Regions from separate parts of the Mus musculus genome. Here regions 1 and 2 are each linked to region 3. Evidence: chromatin loops called from intact Hi-C (ENCODE). Cell type or tissue: left cerebral cortex. All regions are shown on one strand. Each heading gives the region's core, and the rest is flanking DNA. Links, peaks and the distances in the headings are about the cores only.

Region 1 (8,083 bases), core at 1,846-6,845, 130 kb after region 3:
TGAAGGGGTGGAGGTTGGCTGACCTGCATCTCACAGGGGAGCCCCCTCCAACATCAGCAACAAAGGTCTCTCAAATTTATTTCCGAAATGCCCAAGCCAAACTTATCCATTACACTCTGGAGGGCTGAGTTTACCCTTCGAAGCTCACATGCACGTAGATCCTCAGTTACAGACTCTTTAAGCTGTGGAAGGAAACTGTACAGTTTTGCCAGCCCAGTCACCGATCTGATGCCAAATCTCTGCCAAGCTGCCAGCTACCTGTGCTTGAGTAGAACTGGGTTAGAGACCTCCTGCACCTAAATCAGGCAATGACAGATGCTTTTTTAAAAGCCAGCCAGCAGCTGCCTCTCATCCGTTCAATCCTTGCATCTCCACACCTGCTTTAGAAGGGCCCTTTCTCTCTGTGCCAGATGCTCCATATTTGATGCCCCTGTGTGCAGTTTACTGAAAGGCAGGGCACACTTCCACTGCCATGCCCTGTACATGCTGTCTATGGCTTCCCTTTGCCCAGACTCCACATTCTGTCACAGAATACCTCTCAAGGCACGCCCCCTGCACTCCCTTCCCCCACCTATGCCATCCTTCCAGTGCAGAGCTCCCGCTACTCATCCACATGATATGAGGTTTAAGGAGAGGGGTGGGCATGGGAGAGAGCTGGGCAAGAGGTGAAGTGTTCTGCTGTAGAAATCTGTAGGGGAGGCCAGAGCTTGTGCCCTGGTCTTACCTTCTTTGGCATTTATAAGGGCCTCCTTCCTGCGGGGGGGTTTGAGTTTTACTCATAGGCAAGCTGTCTGTGTGTTCTGACGTGTTCTCTTAGTGTTTCTGGAACAAGCTGTCTGGCTTGGCTTTGCAGGAAGGGCCACTGAGAGGCTGGACAGGAACCCCAGATGCTAGTCTTTAGGATGAAGGGGGGGATTTTGCAGGTCCTATGACCTATTGTACCCCAAACTGTACAATCTTTACCTTTAGGGTGTCTTTCCCACCGGAGCATTTGTGTCATAGCTTCGGAGGGCAAGGGCTGGCTATTGTTCCCAGAGTCTCACTCTGACCACCTGCCCACAGTACTGGTTTTCCACACAGTGGTCCTAATACGATATCACTGGTTCTGTTTGCTATGATGGCCTCTTCCCTGGGTTAAGTTCCCTCACAGGATGCTCTGTGTTGGTAGCTGCAGTATGGATTATTCATCACGAAGATAGACTTTGATGAATGTTTTGATTGATAGACTGTTTACTTGACCTTGGAAAACAGAAGGAAAAATGTCTTCTCTGATTTGCACTCTGAAGAGCGCACCAGCCTTTTTTTATTATGTTGGAAGACAAGCTTGCCTCTCAGCCCAGGCTGCTGGACTCACTCCCTACCCAGCTGGCTGGTGAAACTGAAGAACTTTTGGCAATGGTGGCTATGCCAGGCATCTGTTTACCTAGAGAGCTGTCTGACCGTGAAACCAACCACATCTGTGTGTTCCCAAGTTCCTTTAAATCTATTGGTAACAGATCTGAATCGACAGAGGCAGTGAGCCTGGGTGGTGGCACTGGGCAGAACTCCTCAGGTGATGCTGCGTGGTGGTCCCTGCCCTTTCTGTAGCCCATACGGGCAGCCAGTGTGGCCTCTGATTGGCACACCCCTCTGTAATCAGCCTCAGCAAGACAGATCGTCTCTCTCTCAGGCCAATTCCTATAGTTATATCAGTGAGAGGGTTCTAAAAGGGACACACGGTATATAGGCTTTGCATGGAAGGCAGTGGGGTTCAGACATGAATGGATGAGGTGTGAATCAAGAAAAGAACTACTTCTTTCTCTCTCTCTCTCTCTCTCTCTCTCTTTCTTTTTTTTTTTTTTTTTTTTGAGACAGGGTTTCTCTGTATAGCCCTGGCTGCCCTGGAACTCACTTTGCAGACCAGGCTGGCCTCAAACTCAGAAATCTACCTGCCTCTGCCTCCCAAGTGCTGGGATTAAAGGCATGTGCCACCACACCCGGCTGAGAAGAACTATTTCTTAAATGGATTTTAGTGACTTTTCTCTTTTTAAATTTAGGTGGCTATGAAGGTAAGGATCTTTTCTGGTAAAGATTTACGTGGCTAGCTTGTTAAAGATGTAGATTCCTGGGCTAATTCTGATTCTTAGAGTTTTCCAGCCATTGTACTACGGACACTCTGAGACAGATAATTCTTTACAGGGGTCGAGGTATTGAAGATCTTTCCCAGTCTCTCTCTCTCCGACACACACACACACATACACAAATATATATATTTATAGAAAAAAATACCAAGATTTATGAAGAACGGTCTGGACTCAGGATGAAATGATGAAGAATTTGGGGGAGTGCCCACCAGATGCCTCTGCAAATTGAGGCACTTGCTACCAATCCTGTCCACCTGAGTTTGATCTTGGGACATATATGGTAGAAGGGGAGAACTGTCTCTTACATATCCCCCCCCCACATTAATATGTAACTATAATAAAAATAATTTAAAAAGAAACATTAATAAAAATTCATGGAGAACCAGCTGGGAGCTGGGACATATCCATAGAAAGGAAGCAGAGATCCAGTGCCTAAAGGTGAACTGTAGCATAGTCACCTGTGGTATGAACTGTAGCACAGGCACCTGTGGTGTGAACTGTAGCACAGCCACCTGTGGTGTGAACCTGTGGTGTGAACTGTAGCACAGCCACCTGTGGTGTGAACTGTAGCATAGCCACCTGTGGTGTGAAGTGTAGCATAGTCACCTGTGGTGTGAACTGTAGCACAGCCACCTGTGGTGTGAACTGTAGCACAGCCACCTGTGGTGTGAACTGTAGCACAGCCACCCGTGGTGTGAACTGTAGCATAGCTACCTATAGTGTAAACTTTAGCATAGCCACCTGTGGAGTGAAGTGTAGCATAGCCACCTGTGGTGTGAAGTGTAGCATAGTCACCTGTGGTGTGAACTGTAGCACAGCCACCTGTGGTGTGAACTGTAGCACAGCCACCTGTGGTGTGAACTGTAGCACAGCCACCCGTGGTATGAACTGTAGCATAGCTACCTATAGTGTAAACTTTAGCATAGCCACCTGTGGAGTGAAGTGTAGCATAGCCACCTGCGGTGTGAACTGTGTAGCACAGCCACCTGTAGTATGAAGTATAGCATAGCCACCTGTGGTGTGAACTGTAGCACAGCCACCTGTGGTGCCACTACTGGAGGGGACACAGATGTCACCTGCATGGCAGGGATTTCAAAGGTAGCAGAAGCATGCCTGACCTAACAAACTCGGCTTTCCCATGCTTCCAGAAGCCTGACTATTGGCCTAAGGCTACTGCTTACTTTATTCTGAGTGCTAATGCACCCAGGAAACATTTTTATACCAAAGGAGCAACGGAAGACCAGAAGACTGCAGCCCAGCCTTGGTTGACTTATCAGTAAACTGAATTTATTGCTTTCCTGCCCCCTGGTTACCCTGGAAACAACATCTTCAAAGATTTTCCACCCTTATCCTAGCAGTCAGACTTATTATGCCCTAAGAGGAGCCTCTTTATAGGGTAGGCATGTAGCTGCCATGGGAGATGTGCAACAGATCCTGTAAGGGGCAGAGAGCTATGTCAATAAACCAACGAGGCCATCATTCATTGATAGAGAGCTATGCCTTCTAGTCCCTGTAAGTACTTACCATTCCTTCAATTAGGGCCATGTAATATGAGGTCTGAGAACAGCTAGATTGCCTGCTCTCCACAGTGGTGGGATGGCTTTTTGTTTATTTTTTTAAAAACATACTCTCATATAGTATATAATGGCCTTGAACTCACAATGTAGCTGAGAATGATGTTGAAGCCCAGTTCTAGGGCCTCAGACTCCAGGGCTAGAACAGCAGGTGTGCATCACCATGCCTGACTTTGGAGCTAGGGCTTCTCACTCAATAGCCTGAATTAATCCCTCCATTATTCCGTAACCACAGTACATCATGCCTACAATACTCAGGGTTCCTTGCTTTGATGCCTCATGCTGGAGTCATTGAATTTTTATCTTCATTCAAAAAAAATTTTATCTGACCAATGACATCACATGTTTTTAAAAAAAATTATTGGTTTTTTTTTTTGGCTAGGCTTATTTTCACATAAATTAGGGAGAAAATAGAAGCGCATTCTCTGTTTATTTCGTGGTTAATTAGACTTAGAGCCTTAGGTAGAACCTTATGTTCCCTTCCTTTCTTTGAAGATTGTGATTTTTTACAATCCTGCAAGAAATGTAAACAAACCCTCACCAGGCGCTCTCAGTTAACCCGCAGTGAGAGTCTGGTGCCATGTCACTTACTGCGTGACAGAACCAAGGGTGGGTACACGTCACGTCCCGGAGAGGAGCAGTTGTAAAGTTGAGAAATGGCCTCAATCAAAAGGCAGCAGGCTTGGAAACAGATGTGATTCGCAGATCTGCAGGGGTCCTGAGCCCTTGCAAAGGCTGCCCTCCTCTGGGCAGAGCCTCTGCTCATTATGTCCCTGCACTTATCGGATATTTTTTTTTTTTAAAGATCACTTTGTGGCATTACCTCCTCCACAGACAGTTTATGGCTCTTTCTGGCCCCCTCCTCTCTGAAATCTTACAGACTTTACACCTGATTCAGGCAACCCGTTCTCTCTGAATACATCCGTGTGTGGGCATGACAGAGCCCAGAGGATACCCGCTGGTGCCATTTCTCAGGTGCTGTCTGCTTCACTCTTTTTGAAAGTGCTTCTCATCCGAGGCACCTGGAACTCTCTAAGTAGGCCAAGCTGGCTGGTGAGTGAGCCAAGGATCTGCCTGTCCCAATCTCTGCACACTGGAGTGTGCACTACCATGCCTGGCTATTTTTTTAGGTGGGTTGAGATCAAACTCAGGCACTGACGGAGTGAGCTATCTCCAGCCTCCCTGTTCTTTAGACATCCTTCAGCCTGGTGGGCCCCTTCCGTCAACAGCAACTTTGCAGATTGTTAACAGGACACTGGATATTCAGTAGCTGTTTAAGAAAATTGGTTGAACAACTTCCCGAATTTTGTCCTCTTTGGGTAAAACATGATAGACTTGTAAAATACCTATTTAAAGGAAGATAATCTTCAATGAAAGCTCCTCAAGGCCCTAAACTGGACTTGCTTTGTACTGAACCAAATCAGAGACGGCTCTCATCCCGAGGCTATAGTCTGGGAAGGAAAGGGTGCAGGCCGGGCAGCCCAGCCTGCGTGTGTTGGAAACCCTGGGGAAAGGGGGTTGAGTATTGACACTCTCTATAGCCAGGCAGCTCTGCAACCTTTACCCTGAGTATAGGAATCTTTTCGTGCTTAAGTGGAAAAAAATCTCTGTCTTGTAAATCTGCATGGAATTTCTACTTCTGGCCAGGGCAGCAGTTTTTCACCGTGGCTCTTGGACACACTTGGGACACACTTGTCCACATGGGCACTGAATAAAGTGAGAAAAGTCTTAGCTTCATATTTTAAAATGAGTTTTGCTTCCAGGTGATGGGCTGGGCAGGCTGGGACTGGCACAGACAGGACTAACCCTTTGCTTAGGCCCCGGGGAGCCTTTCTAATCTAAAAACCACATCCTCTGGACAAACACTAGCCTGAGACTTCAAGTCACCTCTGGATGACCACGCCTTCCACCTTCCACAGAACCTCTGCTTTGCCCCAGGAAGTTTCAGTGTTTAATTAGAGTTTCTGCTTGGGACCTGACGGGGAGTAGAGCTCTGTGTTTGAGCTGGGAGGGTTTTTTTGCCATCTTCTTTGTCTCCTAACCACTGAAGTGTGGCTGAGTGATAGTGTGTATACCATGGTTGTGTCTTTTCATCAGGGTCCCTCCGTTACTCTGGGACCCAGGTTAGGGGACCTGATTCTCTAGAGAGAATCAGTTAGTTCAAACTGTATGTGTAACTGAGGTTGACATTGAATTGAAGATCCTACTGCCTAAGCCTCCAATGGGCTGGGCTTACAGGCATGCACTGTCACATCCAGCTCCCTCAAAAGTTTTGTTTAAGCCTCCATTATAAAACACTTATTGAGTGCTGATTAACTGCCAGGCCTTCTGCATGGTGCAGAGAGCATTTGTGTAATGCTCCTACTAGTGCCAGCAAAGCAAACTCTTAGTGTCTTCTTTTTCTTGGTTAGGAAAGAGAAGTACAGGAGAGATGAATAACCCAGACATGGCTATACAAACAGTAACCAGCAAAGTGATGTCCTAATTTCTCCTCACCCCCAGGTCTCCTCCTCTTCCTGATTTCTTCCTGCCAACTTGTGGTCATGCCATCCACAAGCTCTGGCCTTTGGGGATGTCTCAAGTTCTATATCCAATGTTTTAGGAGACTCCTCAGCCACTGGTTCAACACAGAACCTTTTTCCATAGCCAAGCTGCTCCTATCATTTGCCATCTGCCCACAGAGTGAGCTTTCAAATGCAAGTTAGATCTTGCAGCTCTCCTCCTCCAAAGCCCACGTGCTCACATCCTCCATCCTCGGCCACCCCACTGACTGTGGCTTCCTCATCTAGCCCACAGCTACCCTTCTCACTCCACCTCAGATGCCTCGGGGTCTTAACATTAGGGATTTGGGGTTTGGAAACTTCCACCCTCCTCACCCCTTCTATGGTCCCATAGCTAACTTCCTCACTATCCAGGGCTCTACTCAGATGACCCCTGTTTACACTGGAGCCCACTCACTGAGGTACCAAACCCTCTCATTTAGTTTTTCCCTATCACATAGATTATTTTTTAATACAGTGCAGAATCATTCCTTATGTTTACTGTTCACTCTGTAGCCTCCATCCTCTGTCTACTGGTGCGTCCTAAGTGCCCAGGAGGGAATATCTTGTGATCAATGACTTTGTTAAGTAGGTGAATGAATGGGCTTGTATATCAATTCTTAGGGTGGCAATAATTTTCTTATAGACTAATAGAATAAATATTCTGTAATTTCTTATAGAATAATAGAATAATGTCAAGTGTAAAGGAATGTATTGGGAGATGATTTTAATCAAGAGTCTGTTGAACAGGAGACTTGGTATCATAATCAGACAGAGGTCATTTGAGGAGGAAATGGAGGCTGGAGTGAGATACAGTGGGAATTACTTAAACTCTGCAGCACGTTGGTTGGTAAGGCTACCCTTTCCTCTTCAGAGACACCAATTTATGTTTGTAGCCTTGTATTTTCATATCCCAAGCTTGGTCCAAAGACTGTTCACTTTCCAACCTCCCTTGCCCTTATGGACCCAAGAGTAGTAACTTTTTGTCTATGGTGTGGTCAGACATTCGGGTCCACGCTGCTGGAGCACTAGGAGACTGGAAGGACTCTAGACCCAAGGTCTTAGGTTTGGGTATGTTAATCATTTCCTGTAGGTTGACTGGTTCTAAAAGAGTCAGCTCCCAAGTTCCAGTAGAAGGCATTTTGCTGCCCCCGCACAGCTATCAAATTTGGTAGTGTAATGCTCAGATAGCCAGAAAGGATGGTTGACCAGATGTCCGAGCAAAGACCATTTCTAAGTAGTGACACTCCTCTATGACAACCTTAGTCATTTTGGTCAAGTGAACATTTCCCTTCGTCTAGTCCAGTTACACCGGCTTATTACCACACAGGATGGAGAATGCTTATAAGGAGGTATTAGGAAGGAAAGGCACGTCCACCATGAAACTTGGCTTCCTGTGCATTTATAGCGTAAAACAGTTTTGCTTTGTTTGGCTTCAGGACACAACTGCTATCTCTCATCTACCCATGACAATGCTAAGGACATGATACCAATTACTAAAGAGTTCTAGCCACATGCTTCTCAATGGCTAACCAGGAAAGACCTTTGTAAATACACCCACTGAGCACCCCCATTGCAAGGAAGAGCTAGAGGAGAACAAGCACTCAGTTAGCAAAAAAAATATCCAAATAAAGGTGGTGCTACAAATACCCCGATTACGGGATGGATTCTTTAGATGAGTGAGCAGAGCCCCAGCTGCCCAGATAGGCTGAGCTCTGAGACAGTGACCCTGGTTAGAAGGGACTTCATAGGCCAGGTGTTCCCAGTTGAGTCCTCCTTTCCCTGAATCACCTTCTCAGAATGCCTTGGGATCACCAACATGAGGCTCATGCTTGGCCACCGTATC
Region 2 (8,083 bases), core at 1,846-6,845, 220 kb after region 3:
AGGGTTTCATTATAGTTGTAATATATGTAATAAGAAACACAGCACTTAAGAAATACGTATTGTTCCTTGATTCCCGTCGTTGGCTGTTGGAACCAGTGCAGGATGAAAACTTTTCACCCTGTTGAAAAGTTATTAAGAATTTCAAGATGGGAATAGCAGAGCATACGGCCAAATGCCAGCCCTTCTCACCAAGGGCACCGGTCCCAACCACACAGGCACACACCCAGAAGGCCGGCCGGCCTTGGTAATGATATTCTTTGCACATCCCTATGGGTTTCAGATGTCTCCTTAGTTCAGGGTGAGTGGGGGGGGGTGTCAGTCAACTTTATCTATGAAGAGCCAGACAGTAATATTTTAGTCCCCCTTGGTACTGAAGAGTGGGCAGGACTTAGGGTCTCCACGTCAACAACTCTTTTTTTTTTTTTTTAAGTATAAAAGCAACATTGAGCCCTAACAAATGAGCATGATGGTGCTACAACAAAATTTTATTTAGAAAAACAGAGACTCAGCCATAGTTTGCCAACCTCTGTCCTAGACGGCCACTTCTTCCATTCTGGGTCTTTCTAATTTTTTAAAAAATATATTGTCCTGTCTTCCTCATGGCATGCTGACACAAGAGCCATAACTATCATCCTTATAGCTGAAGTTTGAGGTACTTTGCTGCTCATTCCCAGTTCTTTGTTGCTGAGCATGTGGGTGGGAAACCTTGTGCCTTGGGATACATGAGGCACTCTCTGTGAACTAATACATAGTGCATGGGCATTTAAAAGGAAAGTTTATTCTCTAAGGGGTATCGGGTTTAGGATATATTTATTAAGTCAGCCTCATTAATTATTATTCATATCCTCTCTGTCTCAGAATGTGTAAGTATCCAGAGACATCTTGCAGAGTCAGCGTAGATGATACCATGGTTTCCACTGTCACATGGAAGCTGTCATGGCACACTCTGTAGGGGTCGACACACCATGCTGCCCATGGCTTTATTAGGGCTCGGGATCCTATTAGTTTACCACACTGTTATTTTGTTGCTTTTTGAAATTTAGAACTCAAGGTGTGCATTCAAATTTTGCAGGAAGTTTTGTCCATGATCATTCTGCCTTCAGTTGATACGTCGGGTGGGTCGCCTCCTAAACAGACTGAGAAGGTCTCCATTCTTGCCTGCTTCGGTGAGAGTTTAGTACAGAAACCTCCCAGCCCTTGAGGACAGGACAGACTGCATGAGCCAGTGTGTCCAGAACCAAAGGACCCCTCTCTCCCAGTCGGCCTCAGGAAATGCAGTGTCTGAAAGGTAGGACATCTCTCCTGAAGGGAACTTGGGGGTAGGGGTGTGGGGGGAGGACCTATAACAGGAGGTGATTATCATCAAAATCCAGGGTGTTTTAGATCACCCATGACCCAGCAGGTGGGTCTGGGAGGAAGAGGGTGGAGCAAGAAGCTAACAGCATTTTCTAGCTTAAGTAAATGCATTAAGGGAAATTTTGGTTATTTTACACAACAGTGTGTTTTCTCCTATAAAAAATCAACCAAGTCTTAACTTTTGCTCCATAATCATATTGACAACCTTGTTAGGGCCATTACATACTTCTCTCTGTGAGTTTTTGTTTTTACATCTTGTTTTAAGTGTATTTTCCATTTTGGTACCAATCTTTTCACATAATCTTTTTAGTAGGGCCCACAGATGGCACATATTTTGAAATTGGCATGTCCGAGGCTAGGTGAGGGATTTAAAAGGCACATTTATTCAAGATCTATAATTACTGAGGTTTTTTTTTTTTAGAGCAATCAATGTTGCAGAATAAAAAATATAATGCCATTCTGAGTCTTACTTTTGAGGGGGAGTAAAGAAATCTTTTTTTTTTTGAAGAACATAGAATTTTCTACTTACTCATATGTTTTAAGAATTTTCTAAGATCATGTAATTTGAGAGCCATTTAAAAATTAATTTGGCAGAGGTGCTTGGTGATTCATTTAGACAGAAGCAGCCGATCTCTCTTTAGCTCAGGGAAATCATCTTCTGTCGTATTTATTTACTTATTTTTGTGCCCTTCATAAATGTTTCCTCTTCCTAGAAATTTATCTCTCTCTCTCTCTCTCTCTCTCTCTCTCTCTCTCTCTCTCTCTCTCTCTCACACACACACACACACACACACACACACACACACAGTGGGTGCACTGTTAGCAGTCTAAGCTTCTCCCTCACATTTTTAGTCTCTGAATACTTCCTGTTCTTGGAAGAGTTTCTCCAGCTTTCTTTAGATGAGCTGACCCTACTTTGGGCGCTTCTCAGCAATGTGGGCATTATTTCCAAGGACTTTAATATTTAGCGGGGTATAAGCTTCTCACTGGAAGACTTCACATTTTCTTTCTCATAGACGGTTCTTGTTTGTCAGTGCAGTTATCGACTGGACATTGAAAATATCAGCGAGACGCTTGTTTCCTTAAAAGGTTTCAGCAGCTGTGCTGTTACTTATTGTTTAGTTTGTTAGTTGGGTCTGGCTGTTTGCGTCTGGCTGTACAGCCCAGACGGGCCTAGAATTCTCCATCCTCCTGGCACAGCCTTCTGAGAGCTACAATCACAGCTATACACCCCACCACCAGAAACACTCCTTTTACGCAACAAACATCACAGTTTAAATGTTTCTGTAAATCTTGATTCATGCTTTGGATGATTTTCATTAAAAACAACAACAATAACAACAACAACAAGGAACCACTCCCCTTTCTAGAACAATCTGTAGCTATCTGAAAATGCTTTGATGTTTTCTTCAGTTACAAGTGACAGCAACAAAATGGTTTTATCCATTATAAAAGATGCATTTTAGCAATCACATTTTTTGCACTGAATGTTTCAAAGCCCTTGTAGGTAGCATGTGTTTTCTTTCTTCTTCTTCTTTTTTTTTGTCTTGAAAATTAATTTCTAACTAGAAAAAAAGTCTAGGTATTAGATTCATCCAATAAATATTGAGTTTTGATTCTTAGTTGAGGGACCTATCCAATCCATATTTTCAGGCTTTCTTTAAGTAGAAGAGTTGTCTTCTAGTGTCTTTAAATGACCTGTCCAGGCTGCACATCAGCACTGAGGAGCATGTGGCGCTCTGGGTGACCATTGCTGTCACCCTTAGCATCTTCCCCTAACTGCATCTATCTTCTTTTGGAACTATGACTTCCCACCACGCCTTTACAGTGTCACTGTCTACATGGCCAACTCTGCCTCTCACTACTTCCTGAGTGCCTCTAACTACTGCCTTGCTTTATACTTTATCGTCCTAGGTCCCTTGCTTTCCACTTCATATTTTACCTCCCGTTTCACAAGTTCTTGTTTTATTTTCTTTGTCAGATGGAGCTAACCAACGTTCACTTCCTACTTTTGCCTCAGCGATTTTATTTAATCGCTTATCTTAAGGTGTCAAAAAAATCTTTAGGCCCCATCTTCATCCTTGAACAGGAAGTGTAGCTGAACTCCAAAGTAAAACAAACGACTGTACACCAGTTTGACTGTGTGTATCCTCTTAAGCTTTCAAGCTCCTCCAAGAAGTTAACACAGGGAATGTGATTGGTCTTGATGGGCTAATGTGAACAACGTCTGTCAGGCTAGGGAGAATTGAGGGTGGACTTGCCTCTTGACCTTCACTGTTGATACAAGAAAAAAATCCATCCTAGCAAGGTTTGTTGGTTGGTTCTGGACATATTCACACCACTCCTGCATTCTCTCTTGTTTTCTTGGTCTCTACCCAAGGCTCCCTCATGCTCTATCTGGCCTCCTTTTGGGACCCTATTGCAGCCACATAATCAAAGCCAAAAGCCTCGCATTTCCCTGGAGTCCATGCTGGATAGGACCATAGTCTTAAAGATGCCCGGGTTATTTCCCCTGTGGTATGTCTGCCCCCCGCTCTCCTGCACAGGTGCTCTGCGCAGGGATAGCACAATGAGGCATGTAGCCTCCAAGGGAGTCTTGTCCAACCAGGTCCCATTCTTCACTACTTCTTACTTCAAATTTATTTCCTGCTTTGTTCAAGAAGCTCCTTGAAAGTATTTTTCTAATTTTTTTCCCTTAAACTTGGCAACAGGCTTGAAAACAGACCCTGGCTGACCTCTTTCACACTCCGCCCATCTGCCCTGTTTCTCCTATTAATTTCCTACTAGCTTTGTGTGTCACCATCCCTTGGCTGTGATGTAGGCTCTCTAGTCACCTCCCAAGACCTCTGGTGGGAGAATGGGGCACATCTCGGTGATGGCGAGACAGGGTGGGGTGAAGCTGTCTGTATTTGGCTTCCTTTCCTGAAGTCACAAGCTTTCTTCCCTTTCTCGAATTTCATTGAGTTCATCAGATCGATACCTTTTAGCTTTTGCTCTTATGATGCCCCCAGATAACACTTCTAAGAGCCATTCATGTCTTCCTTTCTTTTTTCTTTTTTTTTAAAGTATTACATTTGCTTCTCTGAGGGAGCACACATGTGCCACAGTGCAAGAGTGGAGATCAGCAGACAGCTTGCAGGAGCTGGTTCTACCCTACCACGAGTCCCAAGGAACAAAATCATTCTTAATGTTAGGCTGTCAGGCTGGACAATGAGCACCGCTGGATCTTCTCCCGGCCTTGATGCCTTTGTTTCTTTTTAAACATCTTCTCTGTCTTCATCTTCTCGAGCTTCTTTACAAAATATCATTCAGTCAGTCAGTCAGCCACACATACCTGGTCTGCTTTTTGGAATTGACAGGCTAATAACTAAGATTCCTCCTGTACTGAGTATTTACTAAGCAGCAGGCGCTGTGCTTGGGATTCACTGCCATTAAAGTTAGCACTCTGAGTGTGGCCAGCTCCGCTATCTCTGCCCTACTCAGTGATCTGTACATTTCCTGGACCATGATTTTGCTCCAAACCCTAAGACCTTAGCATTTAACCCCATGCTCATGATGGCTATGCAATACTGCCTCCCCATGGTGGGGTTAGGAAATGGACAATTGCAGTTCATGGTGAGGAACTTAACACAGTTGAGGATAGCAGAATTTCCATATATTGATATGGAAATAATGGAGTGGGGCTCCTGGGTAAGGCTTAAAATTGGGTCATTTAAAGGGCTGACTGTTGCCCACTTTAACAGAACAGAAGGTAGAAGATCAGTTACAGTTTGTCTTTAATCTGTTCTCTCTTTGATGACAGTTAACAATCACAATCACCCTAAAATTGAAAAGCCAAATGGAGCCAGTTTTGAGAGACAAAGAGGAAGCTATTAATTATACTAGGACAGCAAAAACCACACCAGGCCTCTCCTGGGCAAGCCAGGATGTTTGGTCACCTTGGTAACAAGGATCCCTAGCATCCCACAAGTGCTCAGTGATGTATCTCACTTTGCCCTGTTTGTTGTTTGACTGCTGGAGTGCTATGGCTCCAACTGGGATTGGCACACTCTCTTCTTAACTGCTTTCCAGCGTCATCTGTGAAGATGTACTTGTTTTTATGGGAGGGGTGACAGCAGATGGATCAAGATGCTGCTCATAAACTTTGCCATCCCTGGAGGCCCTTTGTACTCTAGTGGGGTTGTCCGCCAATGAGCACTGGAGGGCAATGGAAAAGATAAAGTGTGGGTAGAGAGGTTTCCTGACAAACACTAAGCATGCTTCCTTTCCATATATGTTCTGGACCACACCGCTGCTGTCAGAGGGCAGGATTTGTTTGGGCTTGAGAGACTCTAAACAAGAGAAAGATTTTTAAGTCAAGATGCAATGCAGAGGGGTGGAGGTTCTTAATTATTTGGGGGAGTGTATATGAAGCCCACAGCTAATGCCTTAAGATAAGTGGGCATGACTTAGGTGGAGATAGAGTGGATAACCGCTCCGCAGCTGAAGGGTGTGACTTAGCTGTGGAACCCACAGCCATTTCATTGTAAGGTTAAAAGGTATAGGATGTGGTAAGAAATGGAACCTGGGGACTACATGGTGACTACGGCAGTAAAAGTCCCTGGTATTTTACCAAAGCATTCACACTTGGTCATGAGAGAGCTTTACTCTGTTCAGAGTGTGTCTGAGAGGTGGGGCTTAGGGAAGTCAGTGTCAAGATTAGATGTGTGTCAAAAAACAAAACCCAAACCAAACCAAACCAAACCAAACCAAACCAACCAACTAACCAACCAACCAACCAACCAACAAACAGATTGACTTAGTGCTAGAGTTCCAAGAGACAGGTTAGATGAGGTACAAAAAGAGGTCAATTTGGGCAAGATTTCATTCTACTGGTAAAAATGGTGGAGACCTGAGCTAAGGTGATGGCCATGTGGAGAATGGGCAGACCTGGCTTATGAGACACATCACCCTCTGATACCAAAGGCACAGGAAGAGATGAGTTTCGAGGCAAATGTCCCAGATGATCACCCTTCACCTGACTCACCCCTCTGCTTCCCAGTGATACAGCCTTGTACCGCCCCTCTCCCCACTGCCCTGCCATGCCCAGACGAATATGAGTACCATTTCTTCTTTTCCTAGACAACTATTGACAGTCCCTCTGGATTGGACCTTGGCCATCTTCTTCTTCAAACTCCACCTCTTCCTGACATCTTAAGTCTTTATATTAGTATCTTTAGTCTTTATATTAACTATTATCTGCACCCACATCAATAGCTGCCCTTGGGCTAACAATATTCAAAGCTTTATTTTCAGCCCTAAGGCTCCAGGGAAGCCGCCTGCTCAGCGTCTCCACCCAAATGCCCTACATGTTCAGACTCTCCCCGTCCGTCCATGACAAGATTCTCTTGCTTTCTGAAACTTGCTTCTTCACACACAGCCTGCCAACTACTCAAGTCTTGCTCCTCAAAACAAAAAGTTTTCAGTTTCCCTTATTCTTTTGTCTCTACAAAAACAGGCAATCGATATATATATCCAATAGAGACATACACTGGCTGCCATGTTCTCAGAAACTCCCAATCTTAAAAAAAAAAGAAATTAATCACTAATCTCCAAAGTTACTGCAGGAGGGATAGAATGCAAATTCTTTCTAAGGCCTTTCCCTGTCACACCCAAAGGGTAGAGTATGTGCCACTTGGCTTTCTTGTACATTGCTTTTTTGAACGTCTGACAAGATCTCGCTCAATTGCCATATTCCTGGTCCAAAGTGAAAGCCCCTCTCCTATCAACCACACGATTCCACTAGCAGTCTCTCTTGTGTTGTCTGCTCCATGGAAACCTGAGCTCCCTGAGAACAGGACATATCTTGGGCTCTACAATTCCTAAGGCTTAGCATAGTTTCATAAATACTGAATTGAAATGACGCACCCCTGAGCCAGGAGAGATGGCACATGCCTGTGAACCCCAGGACCCCTAGCACTTCACAGAAGTTGGAGTGCCAGGAGTTGAAGTGCCAGCTTGGGTTACATGAGTTCCTGTCACAACACACACACACACACACACACACAGAGAGAGAGAGAGAGAGAGAGAGAGAGAGAGAGAGAGAGAATGGGAGAGGAAAAGAGGAAAAAGTGGAGGAAGGGGGAAGAGGAAGAAAAATAAACAGATATGATATGCCCCTTATCCTGGCCAGATGATCTCATTGCTTGGAAGATAGGGAGGAATCACTTGTTAGAGGACCACAGCATTTCTCTTGGGTTAGTTGTCACCAACAGCACCATGACCACTGATGTCATCATCACTGTTGTCCACCATGACCATTATCACCCCATCACTGCCAGCATCATGACTGCCATCATCTCTTTCACCAGCACCATTATGATCATCCCTGTCACCATCAGCCACTACGACAATCATCCCATTATCATTATCACCAACTCTGTAACCACAGCCTTTGTTATGAACTGTCACTACTACTATCACCATTCCTGTCATTATCATCACCACCATCACTCCACCACTTTCAACTCTCTCACCACTATCTCTCATATCTCCATATCACCACCATCATCCTTATCACCAGCAACATCAGCACCTCCATCTTTATCACTCATCATCTGGTATGCATTTGCCAAATGCTGGTGAAAGATTTTAATCTTTAGAACATTTCTGTGAGAATAAATTTTAATGCCCATTTTATTAAGAGAGCAAACCAAGCTTCAGAGAGATTAACTGATTTAATATCCCA
Region 3 (8,083 bases), core at 1,043-6,042:
CAAATGTGGTAAACAATGATAACTTGATTTATTGCAGCAGCAGCAGCATCTGTGGGTCTGATTTCATGCCAGGTCATTTCCCTGGTATCTCTGAGCCATCTTTCATGCTCAGCTATAACTCTCCCACTTTATGTGCTTGAAAGTATCCATCCATTGACTTTCTGTTACCAAGGCTCCCACCCTTTAGAGGGTTGGACCATGGAGCGCAATGTGGCAAACACTGAAGTGGGACGCGCCATAGGAAAATAATCTGCTGTCAATTTACTTTCCTCTTGGAGCCGAGCAGCCCTTTCCTTTGCTGCTGGGTCCCAGCTCTTCTCTGCTCCATCAGATGGCCAGAGGGTGGCTGCCATTCTTATATTCTTTTTGTTTTGTTTTGTTTTATCTTTTTTTGGAATTTATTTTTTATCTTTTTGAGTATTTATTTCATTGACATTTCCAATGCTATCCCAAAAGTCCCCCACATGCTCCCCTACCCACTCCCCTACCCACCCACTCCCACTTCTTGGCCCTGGTGTTCCCCTGTACTGAGGCATATAAAGTTTGCACGACCAATGGGCCTATCTTTCCAATGATGGCCGACTAGGCCATCTTCTGATTCATATGCAGCTAGAGACACAAGCTCCGGGGGTGGTATTGGTTAGTTCATATTGTTGTTCCACCTATAGGATTGCAGATCCCTTCAGCTCCTTGGGTACTTTCTCTAGCTCCTCCATTGGGGGCTTATATTCTTTAGTGTCTCAGGGAATCACTGTGTGGGGATAAGGGTCTAGACATGCATCCAACATGGCTACCTCATGGGCAGTCATGTATAGTGGACATAGTCCTAAGAGGAGCCATCATATCCTGGCCATTGGATGGGTGCTGGGTTCTCTGCATGGCAGGGGCATCTGAGTACAGTTTAAGTTTACCACTGGGAAAAAAAATGCCAGCATGGCAGAGGGCACAGAGTGTGATCCACAGAGATGGGAGGTACTTTTTGGGGCTGCTTCACACCATCAAGGGCTTGGCTTCTGGAGGGTTCAACACCAATGGAAACACAGGACATTGATGCTGATAGGCCAGGCTGCCTGGGAAGTGGATTCTTGTCAGTACCACATCTACTCTCTGCCCCCTGCCCTCCCTCCCTCCCTCCCCAGAGTCCTCAGGATAATGTGTAGGAGGCTCATAGCCTTTGTGAGCAGGTGGGAGGAGAAAGACTGAGAGGGGAAAGGGGTCACTGCGGGTCACATGCTAATGCTATTCCATCGACCCTGAGAGCTTGTGAGGTCCAAGGAAACTCGGGCTACATAAAATCAAAACTTTTTAAAAAGGAGAGGCACACTGTAATTGGCAGACAGAGTGTGTCTTTGTGTGTGTTTGTGTATGTGAGAAATGACTTTCATTTAGAAAATTTGGCAGTAGTTTCCACTGCGTCCCTAGGACTTTTAAAATGATATTTTCTGGGCTCGGAAAGCAGGCAGGCAAATCATGGAATCTTGGCTTCGACATTTCTAATGTAGGCAAGCAGAGAGAAAGGCGGCCATAATTTGGCTTTGAGGCTTCTATGGGTTGCAGAGCAAACCAGGCAATGTTACCATGGCAACACTTCTACTGTTTATAAAAACAAAGTTTTTTTTTCCTGACAAGCATACTTCATATTTAATAAACCTCAGTCCACAGGGGCCTCTTCACGCCATTTTAACTTGGGAAGAATTTTATTATTGCAGTTGCTTTCTGACACCAAAACACTTGAAACTGGAGTGTTAAGTACTGATAGCTAGAAGGGGAGAGTAAGAGGCGCTTGGTGGGAGTGGGGTGGGCGATGGCCAAGCAACATGCAAACACAAAGCAGGCCTTTCACAGAGCTGGAGTCTGCTGGGCTGCCCCCCAAGTGAGCATTCACAAATAGAGATTTCTCCTTGGATTCGGTTCATGTTCTAGTCAAAACCTGTATTCCACTCACCCATCTCCCTCCCAGGCTCTGCAGCCTTCATGGGGCACTGTTTAGGGGTGAACCCCCTCCCCATTTTAAGCCCTGACTGGTTATCTGTGAAGTTTTAAATGCCAGTGTGTGAGAGGGCTCCTTAGAACACTCTCCTACTGAATGGAAGCAGAGGAGCTCTGAGATGGGTTCTTGTAGCTAAAAAGGGTTTCTTTTTGGATCATAAAGCTGGAGAAGGCACAGGAAGATCCAGGGGCCAGAGGATCCAGCTTTGGCATCCACGCATCCTGAGTGCCCCAGATTCTGCTCTGGCTGGCACTGTTACTACATCCAACTCCAGTCTCTAGAAGGACAGTTCTCTTATGCCAGTTCTGGGGATCGGGGCCTCACAGGCTGGGTAAGTGCCCTGCCTGTAAACTACACATTCCACAGTTTTAGAAATTTAGGTTCTGAGTGGAGTGCTTTTCGGCGTCCTTGACCTGGGAACTTAGAAAGTGGCCAGAAACTTCAACAGCTGGAGTAAACACATTTGCATTTTGTCCAGAAGCTGGGAGTATCCTACTGCCCTCCCAAGGTCTTTGTCTTCTGGGACCCCTAGGCCCTTGGGAAGTTGTGAGGGCCCATTTCTAAGTACAGGCATTGCATTATCCAAAGAAGCCACTCCTGTGGTCACAGTCCTTTAGGGAAGACAGGGCCGGAATACCGTGACGTCACTCATCGCTCTTCTCATTTATGGTCAGTCAACACTTCATCATTAACTGGAAAGACTGTTGCTTTAAGATGTCAAAATAGATGACCCTTATAAATCTTACGGGTAGGTTAGTCTAAGTGGCCAATCTGAGAACCACACGGAAGCGGTTTGCCTGAGGATCTGAGGCGCCTCCAGGGAAGGTGCTTGCCTATAGGAAGCAAGCACTGCTACCCCCTTGTCTAGCCACTGTCACTGTGTGAGGAAAGGGCAGTAATGGAGCTGCGACAATGTTGCTCAGACCTGAGCTTTAGAAAAGAGAGAAGGGGCAGAGACCGGTAGGGGGTGGGGAGGGAGTACTCCAACACTCCTGTTTGAACTGTACCCGAGGTTTCAGCAACCGCAGTTCTCCAGGTGTGGCGGACCCAGAAAAATGCTATTTTCTGGATTCTTGGGGCCCTCTTGTACTTACTGCTCAGGGAGTATGGCCATGAAGAGGGCTTCAGGAAGGGACAGCTTGGAGCTTCTTTCACGGAAAGTTGGTCAGCAGGGGGCAGCACCCTACCAGTCCTGGAAACCACGGAGGGGGACAGAGCCCCCTGATCTCAGTGGGTAGCATCCCTTGAAAGAGCTGGGACGCCAAGACAATCCAGGGCAGGAAGACCCACCTGGAAGGAACCCTGGCTAGCATCAGGGGCTGCAGACCCGGCTAAGAACACAGCCTGCGCCCCCTGCTCCTCTCCTCGGACCTTCTTCCTGTAGGGAGAGACAACGCTGTCCCCACATCCCAACTCGCCTGTAGCCTCCTTTACCTGTATGAGAACTGTAGGTTCCCTTAAGAGGGTCCTGGGCTCCCACAGCCTTGCTCAGTTAAGGTTCTTGATGTCCCTGGGGACCAAGAGCTGCAGGGAGCACATGGCCGCAAGGGGGCGCCCGAACCTGCAAGACCTACATTGTGACATTTTCTTACACTTATGAAAAGTGTTATTTCATATACATTGTCTTTATCATCCTTTTCCACTGTCTTCCCCCTCCTCTAATTATCCCAGCTTCTGTTTTCCCCTCCAAAACTAAATACATTCCAGACAGTTTCTGTTCATAATTTAAACCTACTCCAGAATTTGTCTTTTTCTGAGAAAATCATCTTGCATAGAAGCAAAGGCCCACCTTGGGTTCCCTGCAGGACACTGTGAAGCCATATCGTCCCTCGATGTAGAAGTTGTGGGCAGACGTGAATGCCATAGAGGTAGGGGGAGGGGGCACACCTTCTTTGCGGTTGGTGACTTCCAAGTCACCCTCCCCTTGGAAGGCCCCACCCCTGGCTCAGAGCAGTCCAAGTTCTCTGAGCACAGAGGCCCAGCAGTCTATAGGTCCTGCTGTCTCCACCCAGCTCTGAGCAGAAACTGTACCTGGACCCAGGCCCTTCCCTCCCTGCTCTGTGGGTTTCTCTCTGTCTCTGTAACTGAAGCAGGAGGTGACTATTACCCAGGAGAATCTGGCTTTCTGTGGAAGAGGAGCAGCTGCAAGCTGGCTACTAAAGTCCTAGGTGTTGGAGCTCCCTCGCAGCAGCCAGCACAGGCCCCCTCCTTCCTCTTTGTGCTCGACCCTTGCATGTTATGGATCAGAGGTTTCTTTGGACTGACTTTGGGAGGAGAGCCCAGGACACCAGCTGCAGTGTCCTCTGACTGCCGTGTATCTGACACCTGACTGACACTTCCTAAGGCTTTGGAGATCAAGAGCTGAAGGCAAGACCGAGAGCCTCTTGCACGTATTTTTCTCAGTCTTTGTTCTCACCACGCTTTTTTTTTTTTTTTCTGGCTTCTAGTCCTTTTGGCATCCGGAGAATAGCTGAAGTCAGGGAGGCTGGGACAGTTCCCAGTCCACAGTCCATTAGGGACCCACAAAGAATGTTGATGACTCTGAGGTAAGCAGGCTGCCTGCCCTAGAGCTCTGGTGTGTGTGTGTGTGTGTGTGTGTGTGTGTGTGTGTGTGTGTGACAAGTGCCTGCTTCTCCATGAATGATGGTGATGGAGAGAAAGGCCAGATTCTTCCATCCTCACCTTCTGATGGATTCTGAGTAGTAGCAGTGGTCTACTTCCTGAGGTTAGGAGCCATGGTCTCAGGTGTAGCTCTGTCTCCTGGCCTTGAGGGCTGGGAACTGTGCATCTGCATGGGGAAGGGTCCCTTTCCACCCCCCACCATTATTCAGAGCTTGTGTCTGCACACAACATCCACAATCAGGGTCCACATGGCCTCACAGTGTCCTGCAGGGATCCCAAGCTGCAGCTTTGCTTTATGCAAGATAGTTTTCCCAGGAAAAGGCAAGCCTGATTCTGGGGTGTGGTTTAAGTTATAGACACAGCCTGTCTGGAACCTTCTCATACAGTGTATGTAGTTTCAAAAGTTCTCTGTGCTCAGGCCCCACAGCCAGAGCATGGCTGTACTTGAGCCTCCCTGGTCACAGCTGTCTTCCGTTCCCCACACCTGGGCTTGTAAAGCATTGCCTTCTCCTTAAGCCTCATTCCACCATCTGTACCCACCTCCAATTCACATAGGAGTGGGAGCTCCCAGCCCCCACCCCACCTCATTCCACCATCTGTATCCCACCTCCAATTCACATAGGAGTGGTAGCTCCTAGCCCCCACCCCACCTCATTCCACCATCTGTATCCCACCTCCAATTCACATAGGAGTGGTAGCTCCCAGCCCCCATCCCCCATCCTTCCATGTCACACTGGAGAAGGCTTGTGCCCCAAACCTGTCTCTCTGAAGGGTGTCTGCATAGGAGGGAGGCTTCTGGAAAGTCTCTGGCTCTAATCTTGCTTGTCACCTGTTGCTTGCTCTGCAGGGAGCTGCCATGCTGGGTGCTCCACAGACTTTAAAACCGAGCTAGGAAGGGTGCTGAGTAGCAAGTGCTTGCCCAGCCACCTAGGGCCTTAGACTCAGTCCTGAGTGCAAAACTAACCAGCCAACCAGCCAGTCAACCAACCAGCCAATCAACCAACCAGCCAACCAACCAACCAACCAACCAACCAACCAACCAGCCAGTCAGCCAGCCAGCTAGCCAGTCAACCAGCCAACCAACCAACCAGCTAGCCAGCCAGCCAGCCAGCCAGCCAGCCAGCCAGCCAAATACTGACTTTCAGTTTCCAAACTTGGGATAGTTGTCACACAAATCTATAGATCCCTCACAGGATGGGAACCATATCTACTGATTACCCACTCTGAAAACTTCTGGAAAAAACCTGGGATTTCCCTAAGAAATTACCACCTTTAAAAAGGTGATTTTAAAATATTTTTATGTTTCGTCTGTCTGTCCATCTGTCCGTCCATCCATTCGTCCATCCATCCATCCATCTGCCCATCCTGTTGGTGTGTGTGTGTGTGTGCCCTGTGAGGGCTGTGAGCATGGAGGACGGAGGTTTCAGATAGCCAGAATCTGAGCTGTTGCAAGCAGCTGTGAGTCACATGACTCGGGAAAACAACCTATCTTTAGGGTGTTTAGTTACACAGGACCATCCTGACACTCAAGAGACACGGTCATCAGGATGTAACTGTAGTTATCTCACTTCAAACTCTTCATCTGTTAAGACATTTTGTTCTTTATGACAAGACCTGAGGATTTCACGGTACCTTGCCGGGCTGTTTAATCAGGAATCCGCTTGGAGTTGTCCCCTAAAACCTCTGTGCTGGCTAGGCTCTGTGTCAACTTGACACAGGCAAAAGTCATCTCAGAAGAGGGAACCTCAGTTGAGAAAACTGCTCACCAGATTGGGCAAGGCTGCAGCACATTTTCTTGATTGATGATTGATGTGGGAGGGCTCATCTGACCCCTGGGCAGGTGGTCCTGGATGGCATAAGAAAGCCGCCTGAGCAAGCCAGGAGGAGCAAGCCTGTAACAAGTTCCTCCGTGGGCTCTGCATTGGTTCCTGCCTCTAGGAACCTCCTGCCCTGACTTCTCTGGATGATGGACTACAAGTTGTAAGATGAAATAAACCCTTTCTTCCCCAAGTTGTTTTTGGTGATGGGGTTTTACCACAGCACAAGAATCCTAACTAACACAAACAGCCCTCTCTGTCAGCGGCACCATTTGTCTCTCTTCTTACCCCGTGGTTGGTTGGCTATCCCAGTAGTGCAGTTCCAGTTGACAATCTGCCTTTTTGCAGCAGAGGCAGCAATACTTCTTCCTGGTCCCTCCAACTTCCTGCTTTTCCTCCTCCTCGAGATGAGCCATCCTGGGTCTGCCCAGGCTCTGTTGCCTTGGCCCCACTCATGGGCTGGTCTGCAACAGTTGCCACAGTATTTCTCTTGTGAGCCTCAGCTTGCAGTTCCAGATTCACTTGCCAGGGTGAAGACCATTATGGGTCTGCCATCTTTCTCTGAATTATGTTGCCATTTTGCCCGTGTTTTTGGTGATGTCAGTTGTGACATCACTGGAGCTGTGGACTCGGGGTGTCTCCTTGGGCTTCTTGCGACAGTGGGTGCTGGCACTGTGGTGGTGGTGGTGGTGTGCCAAGACACCAGCTGAAGAGCTGGGGGCACAGAATGGCTGAGTACCATCGTAGGGAGACCTGCTGCTCAAGGCAGTGCATAGCAGTGTTGCCTCCAGACTCCGGCTTGGGAGATAGCTGTTTGGATTCCCTTATGCTTCTCTGACCTTCCCTCACAGAACGGTCCTCTAACTCCGTAGCACGCCCACCCTGGAATGCATCCTCCCACCTTTCCCCTTCAGTGTACCCTCTATGGGACAGGGTTTAGGTTTTGCTCTCTCTGCATAGTCCTTCCTAAGCCCAGACTCTCCTTGTTTTGCACTGTCCCAGGTCAGCTTCTGGCTGATGAGTCTCCTGGTTCCATTGGTTTGTTTTGGGACAGTGTTAAGCACATGCTCCTCTCCTGGGCTCACTTTAAGGAAAACCATCTGTCAGAATAAACCATAACTCTCCTCATCTGTGGGGAGAATCTATTCCTTACAGACCCTACCATGGCCTTACTAGTTTCTTTGCCCATCGACTGACCTCCCTTGCAGCCTCCTCTTTCCTGACTTTCTGACCACACATCTCTGCTCTTTTATTCCATGATGTTTATAGAACATAATTTTAATACTTTCAACTGTTAATATTCAACAAATAGAATAATTATTTTAGGACATATGTCTCCCTTTTCATTTCTGATTTTATTATTTGGATACTGTCTTTGTGCCCTCTGCATAATCTGGCTAAGGGTGTATCTATCCTGTTGATTTTCTCAAAGAACTAGTTCCTGGTTTTGTTGATTCTTTGTATAGTTCTTTTTTTTTTCTATTTGGTTGATTTCAGCCCTGAGTTTGATTATTTACTGCTGTCTACTCCTCTTGGGTGTATTTGCTTCTTTTTGTTCTAAAGCTTTCAGCTGCTAGTGTAAGCTCTCTTCAGTTTCTTTTTGGAGGCACTTAGAGCTATGAGTTTTCCTCCTACCACTGCTTTCATTGTGTCC

The links. A loop is a pair of places that touch in the nucleus more often than their neighbours do. Peaks named below come from ENCODE experiments on the same cell type or tissue, not always from the same donor. Only the 100,000 strongest peaks of a DNase experiment are listed, where the experiment ranks them.
Region 1: it touches region 3 in a loop (2.7-fold over the local background); 6 of 42 quality-filtered maps call a loop at or near these places.
Region 2: it touches region 3 in a loop (8-fold over the local background); 40 of 42 quality-filtered maps call a loop at or near these places.

Annotation. Positions count from the first base shown.
Region 1 is chr6:87,231,919-87,240,001 of GRCm38, forward strand. The region is part of intron 12 of Antxr1 (anthrax toxin receptor 1); the gene reads right to left. The region is part of intron 3 of Gm38851 (a long non-coding RNA gene); the gene reads left to right. Among named protein-coding and RNA genes, the nearest start is that of Gm38851, 13 kb to the left of the region's middle. In left cerebral cortex, for the core only: a CTCF peak has its summit at 4,470 (motif pointing left); a DNase peak (open chromatin) is centred at 6,377.
Region 2 is chr6:87,318,658-87,326,740 of GRCm38, forward strand. All of the region lies in intron 1 of Antxr1 (anthrax toxin receptor 1), which reads right to left. It overlaps Gm34090 (a long non-coding RNA gene), which reads right to left. Exons shown (of 2, transcript XR_001785289.1): 2 at 4,410-8,083. Among named protein-coding and RNA genes, the nearest start is that of Gm34090, 9.3 kb to the right of the region's middle. In left cerebral cortex, for the core only: a CTCF peak has its summit at 4,938; DNase peaks (open chromatin) are centred at 1,979 and 4,932.
Region 3 is chr6:87,098,251-87,106,333 of GRCm38, forward strand. It overlaps D6Ertd527e (DNA segment, Chr 6, ERATO Doi 527, expressed), which reads left to right and starts at 6,496. Exons shown (of 2, transcript NM_001167937.1): 1 at 6,496-6,592. The coding sequence starts at 6,576. In left cerebral cortex, for the core only: CTCF peaks have their summits at 3,204 (motif pointing right) and 3,510 (motif pointing right); DNase peaks (open chromatin) are centred at 1,477, 1,892, 2,163, 3,172 and 3 more places; H3K4me3 peaks cover 484 bases; H3K27ac peaks cover 795 bases.